Regions from separate parts of the Homo sapiens genome. Here all the other regions are linked to region 2. The links are chromatin contacts, found by Hi-C or POLR2A ChIA-PET in ENCODE. All regions are on one chromosome and are shown on one strand. The core of a region is the stretch at or near the end of the contact, and the rest is flanking DNA. Distances in the headings are between cores, read along the strand shown. Region 1 holds the start of POLE4 (DNA polymerase epsilon 4, accessory subunit). Region 2 holds the start of SFXN5 (sideroflexin 5). Region 3 holds the start of MOB1A (MOB kinase activator 1A). Region 4 holds the start of PAIP2B (poly(A) binding protein interacting protein 2B). Region 5 holds the start of MPHOSPH10 (M-phase phosphoprotein 10).

What was found. Hi-C counts contacts between places; a loop is a spot of excess contacts on that map. ChIA-PET counts read pairs that join two places held with the same protein, here RNA polymerase II (POLR2A). Pooled maps may share reads with other maps.
Region 1: a map of CD8-positive, alpha-beta T cell shows a loop between it and region 2 (7-fold over the local background). The contact joins the promoter of POLE4 here to the promoter of SFXN5 in region 2. A Hi-C loop is called at or near these places in 1 of 168 maps with a recorded cell type or tissue (CD8-positive, alpha-beta T cell), 1 of 37 single-sample maps with no recorded cell type and 9 of 50 pooled maps.
Region 3: a map of naive thymus-derived CD4-positive, alpha-beta T cell shows a loop between it and region 2 (8-fold over the local background). The contact joins the promoter of MOB1A here to the promoter of SFXN5 in region 2. A Hi-C loop is called at or near these places in 1 of 168 maps with a recorded cell type or tissue (naive thymus-derived CD4-positive, alpha-beta T cell), 2 of 37 single-sample maps with no recorded cell type and 7 of 50 pooled maps. POLR2A ChIA-PET finds 5 or more read pairs at or near these places in 1 of 52 experiments (GM12878).
Region 4: a map of naive thymus-derived CD4-positive, alpha-beta T cell shows a loop between it and region 2 (16-fold over the local background). The contact joins the promoter of PAIP2B here to the promoter of SFXN5 in region 2. A Hi-C loop is called at or near these places in 1 of 168 maps with a recorded cell type or tissue (naive thymus-derived CD4-positive, alpha-beta T cell), 1 of 37 single-sample maps with no recorded cell type and 12 of 50 pooled maps. POLR2A ChIA-PET finds 5 or more read pairs at or near these places in 1 of 52 experiments (H1).
Region 5: a loop to region 2 is called in a map of CD8-positive, alpha-beta T cell, with 8 times the contacts of the local background. The contact joins the promoter of MPHOSPH10 here to the promoter of SFXN5 in region 2. A Hi-C loop is called at or near these places in 2 of 168 maps with a recorded cell type or tissue (CD8-positive, alpha-beta T cell and naive thymus-derived CD4-positive, alpha-beta T cell), 1 of 37 single-sample maps with no recorded cell type and 10 of 50 pooled maps.

The regions. Positions count from the first base shown.
Region 1 is chr2:74,956,528-74,959,973 of GRCh38, forward strand. It overlaps POLE4 (DNA polymerase epsilon 4, accessory subunit), which reads left to right and starts at 2,116. Exons shown (of 4, transcript NM_019896.4): 1 at 2,116-2,365; 2 at 2,814-2,898. The coding sequence starts at 2,153. LOC105374809 (a long non-coding RNA gene) reads right to left here and starts at 2,352. Exons shown (of 5, transcript NR_187884.1): 1 at 2,205-2,352. RefSeq lists enhancers at 1,702-2,202, 2,203-2,703 and silencers at 1,995-2,254, 2,325-2,564.
Region 2 is chr2:73,070,297-73,073,498 of GRCh38, forward strand. SFXN5 (sideroflexin 5) reads right to left here and starts at 1,416. Exons shown (of 14, transcript NM_144579.3): 1 at 1,308-1,416. The coding sequence starts at 1,409. RAB11FIP5 (RAB11 family interacting protein 5) reads right to left here. Exons shown (of 6, transcript NM_001371272.1): 6 at 3,086-3,202. RefSeq lists a silencer at 355-1,144 and enhancers at 1,285-1,334, 1,535-2,014.
Region 3 is chr2:74,177,443-74,180,923 of GRCh38, forward strand. It overlaps MOB1A (MOB kinase activator 1A), which reads right to left and starts at 1,437. Exons shown (of 6, transcript NM_018221.5): 1 at 1,219-1,437. The coding sequence starts at 1,232. RefSeq lists an enhancer at 462-1,145 and a silencer at 1,009-1,198.
Region 4 is chr2:71,225,730-71,228,978 of GRCh38, forward strand. It overlaps PAIP2B (poly(A) binding protein interacting protein 2B), which reads right to left and starts at 1,374. Exons shown (of 4, transcript NM_020459.1): 1 at 1,199-1,374. RefSeq lists enhancers at 804-1,304, 1,520-1,659.
Region 5 is chr2:71,129,222-71,132,688 of GRCh38, forward strand. MPHOSPH10 (M-phase phosphoprotein 10) reads left to right here and starts at 1,413. Exons shown (of 11, transcript NM_005791.3): 1 at 1,413-1,533. The coding sequence starts at 1,445. MCEE (methylmalonyl-CoA epimerase) reads right to left here and starts at 1,008. Exons shown (of 3, transcript NM_032601.4): 1 at 959-1,008. The coding sequence starts at 998. RefSeq lists enhancers at 231-1,089, 1,411-1,460, 1,561-1,610.

The DNA of each region.
Region 1 (3,446 bases), core at 866-3,365, 1.9 Mb after region 2:
CCTCTTTCCCAACGCAGGTCATAGAAACTAGAATTCTCCTTCCTCCAAGCAAGTCGTAAAACCTAGAAAGGTTATTTTCTGCCTTCTCCCTTGAAGACCCTCATTCCAGAAGGGTCCTGCCCTAATACCAGAAGGAATGCTACACAGGGAGGCCAAGAAGAATATGAACAGACAGGCCTTGCTGGGTTTCCCCATTCAGTCTATTACCATTAGACTATTATCATTCCCTTTTTGTCCAATCCCATTTCTTTTTCTTTTTAAGACACAGGGTCTCTCTCTGTCGCCCAGGCTGGAGTGCAGTGGTGCAATCATTGCTCACTGTAACCTTGAACTCCTGGGCTCAAGCAACTCTCCCACCTCAGCCTCCCAAGTAGCTAGGACTATAGGATCACAATACCCAGCTAATTTGTGTGTGTGTGTGTGTGTGTGTGTGTGTGTGTGTGTGTGTGTGTAGAAATGGGGTCTCCATCTGTTGCCCAGGCTGGTCTCAAACTCCTGGGCTCAGGCGGTCCTCCTGCCTTGGCTTCCCAAAGTGTTGGGATTACAAGTGTGACCCACCGTACCAGGCCTCTAATCACATTTCTACACAGCGATCCCTTCTTCATATAACCTAAGCATAAAAATAGTTTCCTCTAGGTCTCATGGTCTGCATTTTTGGACTCTCATGTCATGTAAAACTTTGATTAGACTTGTTAGGCTTTTTGTGTGTGTTATAGGAGTGTCAGCTGTGACCCTTAAAATGGGTAAAGAAAGGTTTCACACCTTTCCACTCCTACACCAGTCAGAGTTTACTACATAATTTTGGAACTGAGTGATTTCAGATGTGTTTAATTCAGCTTCATCTTGGCTTCACCACATTCTGCCCTGTGTATGCGACTCAGTAACCACTCTGCACCTCAATTTTTTCAAATAAGGTTTGAAAAAGAAGGTTATAATATTTACCTCAATAGGGTATTGTGAAAATTACAGAAGTTATGATTTACATAAATCTAAAACACTTTGAATCATGCACATAGTAAATGTTTAAAGGTGTTCACTATTATTATGATTGACTTAGATTAAACCTATTTTAAATATTAACTGTTCCTCTACGCTATCAGACCTCCAAGTGTGGTGTGGGGATTCATGGGGGTGGGAATTTTCTGGAGACCCTTTTCAGGAGTCCATGAGGCCAAAATTATTTTCTTAATACTACTATGAGGTTGCCTTTTTCATTCACATTCTCTCAAGATGTAGTAGTTTTTTAAGAGCTACCTGAGAAGTGCTAACGTTAGCAACAGAAGCAGCTAGAGAATCCAGTTCTCACATGAAATCAGACATTAGAGACTTTTCTTACTAGATTTAAAAAAAATTACTTGTCATAAAAATGTTGTTTGTTAGCTGGTAACGCATTAGTAATTTTAAATCAATATTTTAAAACTTTAATTCTAATATAGTAAGTATTGATATAACTGACAGAAACAAAAGCTCCCTGGGCTCTTTAACAATCTTTAAGACCGTAAAGGGATCTTGAGGTCAAATTTGAGAACCAAAGCTGTGATGCAACCTCTTTTTGAACAAACGTGGATGCCTCACCACCACAATTTCATCTTTTCTAGCCTCCATGACTTTTTCTTGTTTCCTCTGGCTGGGCTGAATTTCTTCATTTCTGCCTGCCAAAAGCCCTACCCCTCCTTCAAGAGCATCTATAACTGGTTATCCTTGAATTTGGTCCAGATTTCGCTGCCTCCTTGGCACCCTCTTCCACGATGCTGGGCCCTCCAGGGCCGGGCCTCCCTCGGACACGTGCCCTCGTTAGCCTTGGAATATGCACACTCTGTTTTGACGGAGACTCTCTTGCGAGCCTGGTCTAGATTTCTCCCCTCACCAGCCAGGCACAGGCACCAATGGGAGGTGCCTGGGCTCCACAGGCCCGTCGGGGCCAGAGGGTCGCCGGTAGCGTCAACCAAGTGCACGACAGCCCACGGGTGGCTAGGCGCGTGGGAAGAGCCGGAGCCCGACCCCCGCCCACCCGGTTTCCTGGCAGCGCACTGCCGCGTAGGGGCGGAGCCGCGCGCCTACACAGGGTGTGGCCTCCAGCCCGCGCGGGAAAGGGCCTGCGCCGCATGCGCGCGCACAGTCGGCGGCCGCGCGCAGCACGCTCAAGGCCGGGATGGCGGCGGCGGCGGCGGCAGGAAGCGGGACGCCCCGAGAGGAGGAGGGACCTGCTGGGGAGGCAGCGGCCTCGCAGCCCCAGGCCCCAACGAGTGTGCCTGGGGCTCGTCTCTCGAGGTTGCCTCTGGCGCGAGTGAAGGCCTTGGTGAAGGCAGATCCCGACGTGACGCTAGCGGGACAGGAAGCCATCTTCATTCTGGCACGAGCCGCGGTGCGCCTGCAGCGCGAGGGCATGCGGGAGTGGGGGAGGTGGAGTGTGGGGCGGGGCCTCGGGGCCTCCCGCGGGCGGGGCTTAGGGCGGCGTGGCCCGGGTTTTGAGATGTGGGCGTGGACCCGGAAGGCGGAGGAAAGGGGCCGGGGACCTGTGCGAGTTTTGTTAACACTCCTCCCTCTTGTTGAGGACCTGGATAGTGAGTGACTTTAATTTGTATCTCCAGGGCCTCGTACAGAACTTGTAGGAGTCTTTAGTGAATGAGGGAGAATACTGGGAAGAGGGTAGCGGAATGGATCTTCATGAAGTCCAGGACAATCTTAGCTTCCAGAACATTTTCTTGCCCCGAGCCTTTCTTCTCCCTTTCTGCCCCCACCCACAAACCGGAGCCCTCACCTCCTCAGTGTGTTAGAACCCATTACTAAAACTTTGCTTTTTTACTTCACAGGAACTGTTTGTGGAGACCATTGCAAAAGATGCCTACTGTTGCGCTCAGCAGGGAAAAAGGAAAACCCTTCAGAGGAGAGACTTGGGTAGAGTGGCACTGCAGTGTCTGGGGACAGACAAGGGAGGGCTGGGCTGGTTTCCCCTTGTGCAGGTTGAGAAGACGTCACTCTGATCTGAGAGGTGCCACAGCGTCTCTCCCCAGGATGGTTTCTGTTGGCCACAGTGCCAGGAAGCCCTACCTGTAGAGGCTGTCTGCTTGGGGTGGCGGGGCAGTGTGTGAAGGTGTCTGGGGTTGCCGTAGCGGACTGGATCCCTTCATACCTTCTGCCAAATTGCACCAGAAAAAGATATTTCTTTTTCACCTAGCAACTGGGGATTTGATTTCTGACTCTTGTCTGGCTGGGAACCCTCACCTGGGTAAGATTTCGTATACCGTATTCTCATGCGCCCTGCGTCTATTGCCACGTTCTTCTCTGACAACTTTAAGAGCAAAGCGAATAAATAATTTAGGGGTAATTTAGGAGGCCCCCAACCCCCGCGTTGAATGGTATTTGCCTATGCTTTTCTTAACTCTTCTAGGGAGACAGCTAATATATATAAGAGTTGCTGGTAGAGTAGATATGGATCTCAAGGC
Region 2 (3,202 bases), core at 166-2,665:
AAAAGGAATTAAAGTCCTGTTAAGAAACACTGGGGACATTTTTTTCAGACGGCTCAGGAGCCAAGTTCCCTAATTATCAGCAAAGCTCGGGGCACCCCCTTGCTGGAACCAGTCCCCTTCCACCACAACAACAAAAAAAGAAAAAAAAAGCCACCGCACCGACCTTAGCACAATTTCCTTTCTTCCTTCAAAGTTCTTTTCTGGCCGCCTCGGCTGCCGCCCACCCCTGGCAAGCCCCGGTTCACTTCAGCGGTCTCTCTGCCTGTTTCCTAATAAATTCCGTCTCATTGGTGCGGGAGGCGCGGGAGCCCGAGGGTCTGCGGCGCGGGAGCGGCCCCTCCCCGGCTCCGGTCTCCGGGCCCAACCAGGCGCCCGGGCTCCGCGTTCCACCCCCGCCTCCGCAGTCTAGGGCCGAGTCGGCGACGCCCCAGAGGAGGTCCCGGAGGGAAAGGACCCCTGTCGCCGTGCCCCGAAGAGCCTGAGCGGGTGTGCCCAGAGCCAGTCCCCGGCGGCGCGGGGGCCCGGGCGCGGGAGACCCTCCGCGGAGAACACAGCGAGGAAGAGGCTGGGGGGGGGTTCCCAGGCGGCAGCCCCTCGGAGGGACGACGGCCCCAGGGGATGACACAGCGTTTCCCCCGCACGCCCTGGCTGCGTCCCCTCAGGGCATCGGCCGGCTTGCTGCGTCAGCGAATCCTCAGCCCGAGATGGAGAGCAGGGACGGGGGACGCCGGACCGCCGCTCGCCTCGGCACTCGCCCCCTCAACCTGCTGCGCGCGCCGAGCCCGGCTTGGGGGCCAGGGCTGGGGAGTGACCGCGGGGCGCGACGCTGCCCGGCGGCACCGCCAGCAGCTCGAAAGGAACGTCAGTCCCCACCGGGGGAAAAAGTTAGAAGGCATCCCGGCCACGCCAACTTCCCATCCAGGGCCAGACTAGAACTTTGCGTCCCGGGCGGGCAGCTGCACAACCCGGAGCGACCCTGAGCAGCCGCTCGAAGCCGGGCGCTCGGGACCTTGACCGCAGCCGCCGGTGGCCAATCACAGGGCGCCGCGGGCGGGAAAGGCTAGAGGGCGCGGGCAGTCGGGGAGTGACGGCGCCAAGGGCCAATAGGAAGCCAAGATGGGAGTCCGCGCCCGCCCCGTTGACCAATGGGAAAAGGGTGACTGTGACCGAGGTTCCCCCCCTGGCGCTAGCTGCAGGCTCCGCTGGCCGCGGGTGGGAGACCCTTGGGCGGAAGGGGACTTTGGAGGGGAGTTTGCTCGTCCTCTCTTTGCCACCCGCCGGCCCGCAGACCACAGCCCGGTCCTCACCTGCTGGAAGCGGGGTTTGCCCAGTTGGAAAGGAGGTGCATCGCTCGAGGCGCTAGCGGCACTAGCCGCCGCCGCCGATGCTGTAGTCGCTGTATCCGCCATGGCCACTGACGCCCGCAATCTCCGGCCCTTTTAAAATGTCCCTCCTCGGCCCCCGCCACAGCTGCCTCTCCCGATTGGCCCTAATCAACCGCAGCGAGCGGGAGGCGCAAGGCGTTGTGGGGAGTGTAGTTTTTCGCGTCGCGGCGCTTACAACCGTAGACTGCGGAGAGTTGCGGCCGTCCGGAGAGGTCTCGGTGCCCGCTGTCCGCGTTGCAAGGTGCAAGGTCGGCAGTCCAGGAAAGGTGTTCCTGTACGACGACCACGGGCCACCCCTCGCTGCTTAGTTGCCCCCAGAAGTTAGAGTTGCTGCCGTGGGCGTCGCTCCTGGGGCCAGGCAGCGCAGAAGGGTCCCATTCAAGGGGGAACCTGGGACCAGATGGGCAAAGACTCCAGGCGGAGTAGGGTTAACCTCGGAAGGCTTTCTCCAAGGAGTTGCACTGCGGACCTTCTCGTACTTTCCTCCGTCGCCACCCTGCCCACTCGTCCTGTGCTCTCCGGCTGCCCTGACACTCAGTTCCTGGAGCATGCTGGGGCCTGCCCGCCTCCCGACCCCTGAACATTCTGTACCCGGAAGACTAAATCTTCGCCTGATGCTGGCTTTCTGGCTTTAGCCTAAACATTGCATTTCCCAGTCCATCACTCTGCTTGCACAAAATCCCACAGAGGCTCCGTGGCACCCAGCACTTCTCTTTTGCACTCACAACTACTTACTGTTCTGGACAGTCTTTCTTACTGTAAAGTTCACAGGGCAGGGGCTATGACTTTTTGATTCACTTCAGTTTTCAGAGCCAGACATAAAAGGGCTCACAGTAGAGACTCAAATAAGTGTTGGCTGTGAGTTCATCAGTGGGGGATTAAGAGCCCTGGCAGCTTTCACCTTGTCTGGCCAACCAAGGAAGATCCCTCCTGGGCCTAATTCCTGGGCAGGAGGAGAACTTGGGACTAGGGTGGGTGGGGAGGGTGTTAGGTAAGGGGGAGTATTACAGATTGTGGAGTAAGGATCAGTATGGATAATAAACACATACAGTTGTAGAATGGATTAGCTGAAGATTCCCAGCTGAATTACCTGGTCAGTGAGCCAGACTTCGGGAGCTGCCTGTTTTGCCCAAGATGACAGTAGAAATATTTGGTCTTCTAGGGAACTCCACTTTGGGTCTCATTAGTCTCGTGGTGGAGTGCAGGGTTGGCTCATGTCTGCCAGTGTTTCTGGACACTACATGAGCTGTAGCAGTCAAAGTTTTTCATCCTCTAGTAGTTGAACCACAAGAAACACTTTTCATAAAGCTAGGGGGAGATTCTAGCTAGCCACGAAGAACAATTTGTATCTTGGATTTGTATCTTATCTTAGAGATTCTATCTAGCCATGAAGAACTATTTGTATCTTGGATTTGTATCTTATCTTCCCCTGCTAGACCATGCAACTTGAGAATAGGAATCCATTTCTTACCCTCTGTATTACCAATAAATGGGCCCATCTTAGGTGCGCAATAAATGTGGGTACCCTGGGAGTCAGAAAAGACTAAGTTCAGGCTGCTGGGCAACACTGTGCTGCTGCCCCCTTATAAGGGGCAGGGACAGTGTCATCCAAGAATCCCATCACCTTGATTTAAGGTGCTTTCTCCCACAGCAGCCTCCTGTAACTGTTCATTCCAAAACAGGAACACAACAGAGCCACCTGCAGTACATGAATGTTTTATTCTTCATAAAGTGCTTAAAACATGAAGAACAAGCTCTTTATAAAGAGCCTTAACTAGGAAGACAAACAGCAAAGCAGAACCATGCCTGCTCCCTGC
Region 3 (3,481 bases), core at 187-2,686, 1.1 Mb after region 2:
GGAGGAGGGAGGAATACTTCTATTAATATGGAAGTTAAATCTAAATCATACAGGCTTTTTGACAAGGTAATCGTATTTTAGAGACCATTCATTTACGAGAATAACCCAAAGGAAGGAAAATGAGACGCAGATAAACATATTCTGAGTAGTGCTATTTTATAATAGTAAATACTGGAAGGAATCCCAGTTTCTCACAATAAAGTGGGTAAACTCTGGTTATAAAAAATAAAAAAAAAACTATATAGTGTTTTTATATTGTATTTAATAAAAATGTCAAGCATGTGGATTACATCCATAACTAAAATTGGATAATTATTCAATCACAAAACACACATTTAAGCAATATACAAGGTAGAGAGAGACACCTGAGAATAAAAAATACTGTGCCAGAGCAATGCTTCTCAAACCTTAATGTGCATAAGAATCATCAGGGAATTTACAAGCTTTTTCATTTTAGCCTTGTTTGGTTGGGCTCAGGCATTATCTCTAAAATGAGATTCTAAGGTATGCCTATCAAGTTAATTGCTGTAGTGCACTAAAATGGCAATACTGTGTTTCTGCAATGGGACTATGAATTTGTTTTAACTTTCCAAATTATTTATAATACTGCAATGTACTATATAATAATGCTGTATGGTATATTACATAATGATTAAAAACACAGGATTCTACCGAGGACAAGAGAAGTTGGTTAAAATCAAAGCCAGTAAGTGGGCAGAATCAGAACTGGACAGAACGATCCGACTCCAAGGCCAGCATCTTAACTTCAAGCTTCTCAAACTGCGGCAACGCACATTCTCCTGGGGCGGCATTTAACACCGACAATAATGAAACTGGACCTATAACCGAGCAACGAGTTAAGTCGGCAAGGACGGTTTCTAGAAGCTCGAGACAAGAGAAACTGGGGGCTCGCGGCTCCGCCCCCAGATCGTCTCCCCGCCCTCGGGGGCGCTCGGGCGGAAAAGTTTGGAGGCGCGACGGCCCCGGGGCCTTTCTACTCCCCAGCCTTCACGCTCCGTTTCCTTTACTTCGACCTTCATCTCTGTCGGCCTCTCCCAACATCTCGGCCTCCCCCGCGGACCCGAACAGAGGCAAAACAAACGCCAGCTACCCCGCCCCCGCCTCGGCCCCCAGGCCGAGCCCTCGCCTCAGGTCCGGGGAGGCCTCCCCCACAACCTCGGCCCGCAGGCCCGGCGCCCGCGGCCCGACCCCACTCACAAGAGGAAGCTCATCTTCGGTCCTCAGAGGGGAGGCGAGGGGCCCCTGGCCCCCGCCTGGATCAGGATTCGGAGCTGGCTAGAGGGAGCGGACCGTCCTTAGCTCACGGGCAGCGGAAGCCGGGCCGCCGCCGCTCGGAGCCGGGTTTCTGGCCGCTGCGAGCCTTTGCAAACCTCGGCGCCCGCCTTGCCCGCCTACCCCACCTCGCAGACCCGAAATGCGGAACCAACAAAATCTCGCGAGCTAAGGTTTCGCTGCGCCGGGAGGGACTTGTCGCGCCCCCTTTCGCTCCGCCTCGTCCTAGAACTCGGCCAATCATCGCTCTCCAAGCCAGGACCTCCCTCCCCCGGAGGCGTGGCGAGGATGGCGGTCCTGCGGAAGGGGCAGTGGCTGGTCCTGCTCTTAGAGTATCTTGGTGCTGCTGGGTTTCGATCCCGCTCCCTAGGTTATGCAGGGACCTCTATAAGCGCTGCGTACTCCTGCAATTTTTAAAATTGTTAATTTAATTTTTACTTGAAATATATTCACATAGCATAAAATCTGTCCTTTAAACATGTACCCTCTAGTGGTCTTTTTCGGTTTTTTCTTTCTTTTTTTTTTTTTTTTCTGAGGTGTCTCGCTCTGTCGCCCAGACTGGAGTTCACAGTTCACTGCAGCCTGGACTTCCTGGGCTTAAGTGATCCTCTCGCCTCAGCCTCCCGAGTAGCTGAGACCACAGGTGCCTGCCACCACGCCCGGCTAATTTTCTCAAAGTTTTTGCAGAGACGAGCGTCTCACTGTGTTGCCCAAGCTGGTCTTGGACTCCTGAGCTCAAGGGATCCTCCTGGTTTGACCTCCCAAAATGCTGGGATCACAGGTGTGAGCCACTGCCTCCGGCTTTGTTTATGTTTTCAAAGTGTGCCAACCATCAGCACTAATTTTTTTTTTTTTTTTGACAGAGTCTCACTTTGTAACCCAGGCTGGAATGCAGTGGTGCAATCTCGGCCCGTTGCAACCTCTGCCTTCCAGATTCAAGTGATTCTCATGCCTCAGCCTCCCGAGTAGCTGGGATCACAGTCGTGCGCCACCACACCCGTCTAATTTTTGTATTTTTTTTTTTTTTTTTTTTTAGTAAAGACGGGGTTTCGCCATGTTGGCCAGGCTGGTCTCGGTCTTGAACTCCTGACCTCAAGTGGTCCACCCGCCTCGGCCTCCCAAAGCTGGGATTACAGGCGTGAGCCACCGCGCCCAGCCTAACCATAATTTTAGGCCATTTTCATCACCCCGAAAAGAAACCCCATACCTATTAGCAGTTACTCTTTATTACCCACCTCCCTCCTCCCAACCCCTGGCAACCACTACTCTACTTTCTATTTCCATGGATTTACCTAATCTGGACATTTCATATACACTGTGAATGGAAGCATACATTATGTGGTCTTTTGTGACTGACTTCTTTCACTTAGCATAATGTTTTAAAACGCACCCATATTGTAGCATGTATCAAAGCTTCATTACTGGCCAGGCACAGTTGTGGCTTACGCCTGTAATCCCAGCACTTTGGGAGTCTGAGGCTGGCGGATCACTTGAGCTCAGGAGTTCGAGACCAGCCTGGGCAACATGGTGAAACCCCGCCTCTACAAAAACACAAAAATTAGCCAGGCGTAATGGTGTGTGCCAGTGGTCACAGCTATTCGGGAGGCTGAGGCGGGAGGATTCCTTGAGTCCAGGAGATGGAGGCTGCAGTGAGCCAAGATGGCGCCACTTCACTCCAGCCTGGGTGACAGAGCCAGATCCTGTCTCTAAAACAAAAAAAAAAAAAAGAAAAAAGAAAAAAACTTTATTTCTTTCTATGGATGAGTAATATTCCATTATGTGAATATACCACATTCTGTTTACCCATTCATCTGTTGAGGAACATTTGGGTTGTTTCCACTTTTTGTCTATTATTAATAATGCTGTCGTGAACATTCATGTACAGGCTTTTGTGTGGTATTAATGCCAAGTGACAGCCAAGCAACGCCTTCATTCCACCATGGTGGAATGAAGAAAACAAAAGGAAAATAGTGGGAGACTTCAGTCATAGCTCAGCAAATGGTGGTGCAGGGTGCTCAATGTAAAGGAGTTTGCCCTGTACCTGACTGCACAATGTTCATGTTTCCAGTAATTTTATTTCATTCATATATCACTTGTCACATTAAGTTAATGATGTTAGGGCACATGAGACTGTATTAAATTATATTTACTATTTCTTGAATATATTTTTCAGTCAGTTATGTAAAGC
Region 4 (3,249 bases), core at 124-2,623, 1.8 Mb before region 2:
TAATTTTACTTAGGCACAGCATAGTTTGTACTGTTATCAAAAAACATATGGCTAGAACCGACATTACTAGAAACCAAACGAATATACTATGAAGGTGAAAAGGGAACAGGGAATGTTGTTTTTGGACAGATTCAATGCTGTTATTATCCCTTCATAGGTTGGGTGTGATCGAATCACACTGTGCTGTACAACTAAGTATGTTCTATATTTTATGACAAAGTAGGGTAGCCAGGCCCTTACACTACAAACTCCCAGAAACCCCAGTTAAGCTGTTTAAAGTATAATCCAATTCAATTTACTGAAAATAATAGTAACAAAATTTAAATCCCTTGCTTCTAGTTAGCCCTTTTCAACTGCATTTTCAGCAATTACCACCAAAAGAACTGCATTAGGACAAAGATTCTAGAGCGGGTATAATGGTCAAATGCCATTTGAAGGCAAAAACAGTCTACCAGGAACAAAACATTAAAGTTCCCAACCTTGCCAAACTCCCTGTTCTGCGTATTCTGCCTCTCTCAGTTCACCTTCCAGCTGCCTGGAAGAGGCAAGTGGAAAATGTTAGTTTTCTGGAGAGATGAGAATGGAATTTAGGGGTTGGTAGGGGGTGATGGGCTCACTCACGGACCGCAAGGCACAAGAGAAGTGGCGAACGTCTCCCAGGCAAATGAGGCATGAAGAATGAGGGCTGGAGTCAAGGGGGAGATGGAGCAAGTATAAAAAGGCAGAGGACGCGCAGGGGCCGCGAATAGGGGAAGGGCACGACGCGCAATCCCTCCCGCTCCAGCCCGGGGAGAGGGGCGGGGGATGCCGCGCGGGTCAATTTGCCTAGCATTGTTGCACCTGGGTAGAAATGGGACTCAGGCCAAGAATTCGGTTCGAGTGTTAGGAGGACGCTGAGGGGAGTCAGGAACTTGGGTGGGAGTCGGGGGGAAACAGAGCACCTGTGCGGGGGGGAAAGGGACGAAAACCCCCTATTGCTCCCGAGGGGCAGGGGCTGACCCCAGCGGACGCCCCTTTTCGCCGATGGCCGCGACGTGGGACCCCGCGCGCTTTCCCTCCCTACAGGAGCTCGGGCAGGCGCGTGCCGCCCTTCACAGCCCCGACGGCGGCAGAAAGGGAGGCGCAGGGCGCCCCCAGAGCCGGGAGAACGGCGTTTCCCTCGAGTCCTTTCCCCAGCAGCCCGGGCACCCGAGCCCACCTGGGCTAACCAGAAGCCCCTCCTTCAGATCGTACTCTGCCACTCCTCCGAGAGCTTAAGCCGTTGCCGTAGAGGTCGCCGTCGCCACAACAGTCTCGGCCTTTAGTACCAAAACGTGAAGCACAGCACCCGAGAAGCGCCACTACCACTTGCCAGGTTATCTCTTACTGCACACTGCCTCCTCGCCCCGCCCCCGAACCCAAGCCATTGGTTGCCGGGCACCGCCCCATTCGTCTATTGGGCCAAAGAAGATGCCGTTCGGTCACCTAGAATGGCATATGTGGTTTTTATTGGTCTAAATGTGAAGCAGTGCCCGCCCACTCCCTCAGAAGTTTCAGCTTCTGATTGGTTTTAATGTCTGTCTTTTCTCTTCCTTCATTTTTTTTTTCCTGTGGTGGAACACCTCCTTGAGGGAGATGCCGGCTCTGATTGGCTGAAAGGACGCTACGCTAGCCTGGGATAGGCATTGGGCCAAGGATGCGCCCGGCCCACTCGTGGGGGAGGAGACCAAGGCGCCGCACTCTGGGTTTGTTTACACAGGCTCTTGCTCCCGCTTCGTCTATTGGCTGAGCTGGAAGCCACTGCCACCGAGTTTTGCCTGTCAGCCTAGCAAGGAGGAGGGTGGGGGTGGGCCTCAGTAGGATTTCCCTCAGCTGTCAATTACCAAAGGAGGAGCTTTGATTCAGGCTGCTTTGGACCTGGTGCTATTCTCTGTAGGGAAAATTAAGGAATTGGGCTCCTTGGGAGGCTGGAAGGAAGCAAAGGGACGCTGGAAGGAAGCAGACGGATGCTTCCACGTTTCTAGAAACAAACCTAACTTCTTGAGTGCTTTAAAAAAATAAAACTTGGCCGGGCGCGGTGGCTCACGCCTGTAATCCCACCACTCTGGGAGGCCGAGACGGGCGGATCACAAGGTCAGGAGTTCTAGACCAGCCTCGCCAGTATGGTGAAACCCCGTCTCTACTAAAAATGCAAAAATTAGCTGGGCGTGGTGGCGGGCTCCTGTAGTCCCAGCTACTCGGGAGGCTGAGGCAGGAGAATCACTTGAACCCGGGAGGCAGAGGTTGCAGTGAGCCAAGATCGCACCACTGCACTCCAATCTGGGCAATAGAGTGAGGTTGCGACTCAAAAAAAAATACATCAATAAATACAAATTAAAATAAAACTTTATTGCCTCCCTTGGATTTAGAATGTCCAATCTGCTTGCAAAGGACTTCGAATTGTATTCCACAGGAAGTAGGGATTTCTTTGTGGAGCTCTTACTTTATACATTTTTCTCTCCCCCCCACCTCTCAAGCTGACTGTATACATGACACAAAGTTAGGGAATTGCAGAATGAATGGAAAAAATATAAAAATGAAAAAGATAAACTCAAATAACAATTATAAATATTAGCTGTATACTTTGATATGGTTTGGCTCTGTGTCCCCACCCAAATCTCATTTTGAATTATAATTCCCAATGTTGGGGGAGGGACTTGGTGGGAGGCGATTGGATCATGGGGGCAGATTTCCCCCTTGCTGTTCTCGTGATAGTGAGTGAGTTCTCACAAGGTCTGATGGTAAAAAAAGTGTGTGTCCTTCCCCCTTAGCTCTCTCTCCCTCTTGCTACCATGTGAAAACGTGCTTGCTTCCCCTTTGCCCTGATTGTAAGTTTCCTGAGGCCTCACCAGCCATGCCTCCTGTACAGCCTGAGGAACGGTGAGTCAATTAAACCTCTTTTCTTTATAAATTACTCAGTCTCAGGTAGTTCTTTATAGCAATGTGAGAATGGACTAATACATACTTCATATTAAATGATATAAGTAAATAAATAAATTCATTCAACAAGTATTATTTAGCATCTACTATGAATGTTCTAGGCTCTGATCATGGAACTGGGTATATGATATGAATAAGACAGTGAAGATGCACCCATGGTGTTTATACTGTAGTGAAGGAGACTGACAACAGAAAAGTAACCAATAAATAATAAAATGGTATGTTGTGAATAAATGCTACAAAGGAAAATAAAGCAGAGTCATGGGATGGTTGGGGAAATGGCTATTTTAA
Region 5 (3,467 bases), core at 163-2,662, 1.9 Mb before region 2:
TTCCCAAACTGTCAATCATTAAAGTGTGCAGTTCTAAAAATAGACATAAAAATGCCTTTTCCCAAATATTCATTTATTTATAGTTTTACGTTCCTATCTTGTGTATCACCTAAGAGGAAGGTATGCCTTACGGTTAAGAATGTGGGCTCTGGTGCTAGAAGGATTTATCACGAATGTCCCGGAGTAACTCTGGGGCATTACCACTTGGCACCTTCTTCCTAATAGGGAATCTCAGATTAAGGGAAATACTTGCCCTCTCATAAAAGGAGGAAGAGAAAAAAAAAAAGGATAAAAAGAGGAGAAAGTGAGTCAGAAAACGTGACAATTATTACAGTTATTTCTGTCATAACTGATTCTATGTACATATTTTAAAAAAAATGAAGGGGGAGAGAACTCAAGAAAGTTTCCAAATCCACATGCTTTTATCTGTGTACGCGATAAATATATTAGTGCACGTGGAAAAACCACTCCTTTTGTATTCTTTACACCACTGACCTTTGAGTGTTCCCAACAGAAAGCTGGTCACGCTTGGAGTTCGGCCGACTAGTAGTTGTTGTTTTTACGGAACGTGCTCTCCTTTCTGGTTTCTCCCCAGTCTCTTTATTGGTGCGCGGTAAAATAACTTACCGATCCGCTTCTATTTACTTCTGTCCCTGCCCTGCCTGACCTGCCGGGCAAGTTCCCTCGACTCTCCCGCCCACATACTGGAAGGTGCAGAGCCCAAGGCGCACAGCTCTCGGATGGAAATGGGACTCATGCACAAGGCAATCCCCGCTACTAAGCGGTGGCGCTTCTGGAAGGCACCCTCTGCCTAAGTGACAGCAGCTGCTGTGGAACGCGCCCCCGGGGGAGGACATTAGATCAAGGTGCTTTGGCCACGCCGAGGCCTCCTCCGCCCCCGACCGCCGTTCCCACGCTCCCTGTCCCATGGCGAAGGTCGCCGGTGCCCGGTATTCACCTACGGCATTCGCGGCTGCAGCCTTCAGCACCCGCGCCATTTTGGAAAGCAACCCGCCACGTCAAGACTAGCCACGGAGGTTGAGAGACGCGCGGCAGAGGGCGGGGCGGGAGGCAGAGGGGGCGGGGACAGAAAGGTCAGGGGCGTGGCGAAGGTCGCTGCTTTCCTGCTACAACGGGCCTACTTTAGCTAAAACAGAAACGTAAGGCCAGGACGGGTCACCCTTTGTGGGCCCCTGAAAAATACAAAACGAAGTTTGGAGAGAGTTGAAAGGCGTTTGGGCTGACCATGGAGATTTTTGTTTCCCACCCTCCTGCGAAAGCGCTCGCGCTGCCATTGGCTCTGGCTGAGGGCGAGTCCGGAACCTGTGCGCCGCGGAACTTTCGGCTCTGAAATCCAAGTTGCGCTGGGCGCATCTTTGCCGCGCGGTTTCCGGGCGGCTCCCTTCCCTTGCATGCTGCATTGTGTCGGGAGTTGCTGACAGCCATGGCGCCGCAGGTCTGGCGTCGACGGACCCTGGAGCGGTGTCTGACGGAAGTCGGCAAAGCCACGGGTCGGCCCGAGTGCTTCCTCACGTAAGTGCGCAGATCCCGGGCTCGGGGTGCGACCGGGGTCTCACGTGGACGCGGGTTGCAGGCCTCCGGCAAATTGTGGAGCTGGGGGAAGGTAAGGGGAAACGTAAAATCGCTTTTCCCCAAATTTCAGAGTTTATGCTTTCCTAGGCTATCAAAATTTTAAAAACTGTTAAAATTTGTATAGATGGATCTCTCAGTTGAGTGTTACTGAAATCACTCTAACCTCAATTGTTAACACCTAGAAGCTTCCCTTGGGCTTCTTACGCCCCCATCCCTCTACACACAGACTGTTGGTTTCTCCTTCCTCCTATGTGCTCTCAAAGCACTTAGCGCTTAGCATACTTTATTGAAAGTACGAACTTGTCACTTGTCTGTCCACCCCCCATGACTAAGCTTCTTCAGAAATAGAACTTCCATGTCTCTTCCCAACACAAGCGTTTTATATGTATTTTGTTGAAGAATTTAAAATGTGATCTATGAAATTATTACTCATTTATGTTTCAAACCCCAACCTTTCCCTGAGTTCCCAGCTCACAGCAACTACAGACTGAGCTTAGTTTGAATTCCGTAGCACACAACTGGGATATCCACACTGTACAACTTTTAACGATTTTTAAAATTTTGGTACTGTCAAGCATCTCAAATTCACTGCGTCCAAAATAGAGCTGTTGTGTCTGTTTAATAGAATTGTTGTTTCTACCCACCTATACTCTGCCATCCCCTGAAGTCCTTTTCCCATGCTACACCTGTCAAGCGCGTCTGTGTGAAGAGACCACTAAAACAGGCTTTGTGTGAGCCACAAGGCTGTTTATTCACTTGGGTGCAAGTGGGCTGAGTCCGAAAAGAGAGTCAACTAATGGTGATGGGGAAGGGGTTGCTTTATAGGAGTTGGGTAGGTAATGGAAAATTACAGTAAAAGGTGGTTATCTATTAGCAGAGGAGGACGGGGTCACAAGGTACATGGTGGGGAGATCATAAGACTTATTGTCCAGAAGAAGAATGTCACAAGGTCGATTGATCAGTTAAGGTAGGGCAGGGACAAGTCACAATGGAGGAATGTTGTAATGTTGATTAATCAATTAAGGCAGGAACTGGCTGTTTTATTTCTTTTGTGGTTTTTCGGCTGCCCCAGACTTCTTGGCTCCTGCAGGCCATCTGGACATATATGTGCAGGTCACAGGGGTTACAATGGCTGAGCTTCAGCTCAGAGGCCTGACACCACCACCCAAGCCTTCCCTATCTCAGTAAATGGCACTTCTGTCTTTTCAGGTACTCAAACATAAAACTAGGCTGCTACTTTAATGTCTTCATTTTTCTCTATTCTATATCTAATTCTTTAGCAATCCTGTCAGTTCTACCTCCAAACTATACTCAGCATATTCACTGCTCTAACTCCAGTCTAAATCACCATTATCCTTTCGCTGGAATGCTGCATCAACCTTCTAATCACTGTACTTTCCTCCTCCTCCCTCGTCCCTTTCTCCTTCCTTCGTGTAAATCATCATTTCATCCCTCTGCTTAAAATGTTTTCTCTTTACACTTTAAATGACAAATTCTTACTCCTGAACCATGCATAATTTGGCTCCCATCAGTCTCTCCAGCTTCACCCTCTGCCTCCTTCACACTCTAGCCATGGTCACCTGTTTGTTTCCTCAAGCTCACCTCTAGAGGATTTGCATCTTAGAGGATTTCTTCTGCCTGGAATACATGTTTCCCAACCTTTATAAGACTATCTCCTTATCTGTAGGTTTCCTCTCAGATGTGACATCTAAGAGAGGTTTTCCTTGACCACTGTAGCCAAAGCAAATGTTGATCATTGAATGAATAAGTGAACAAATGAATGGAGTGGTATATAATGTAGCAGAATTGATAATTTAAGGTTAATTCACTATATATCTCCAAGCAAATAGATTTATAATGGTTTTCCTGCCTAA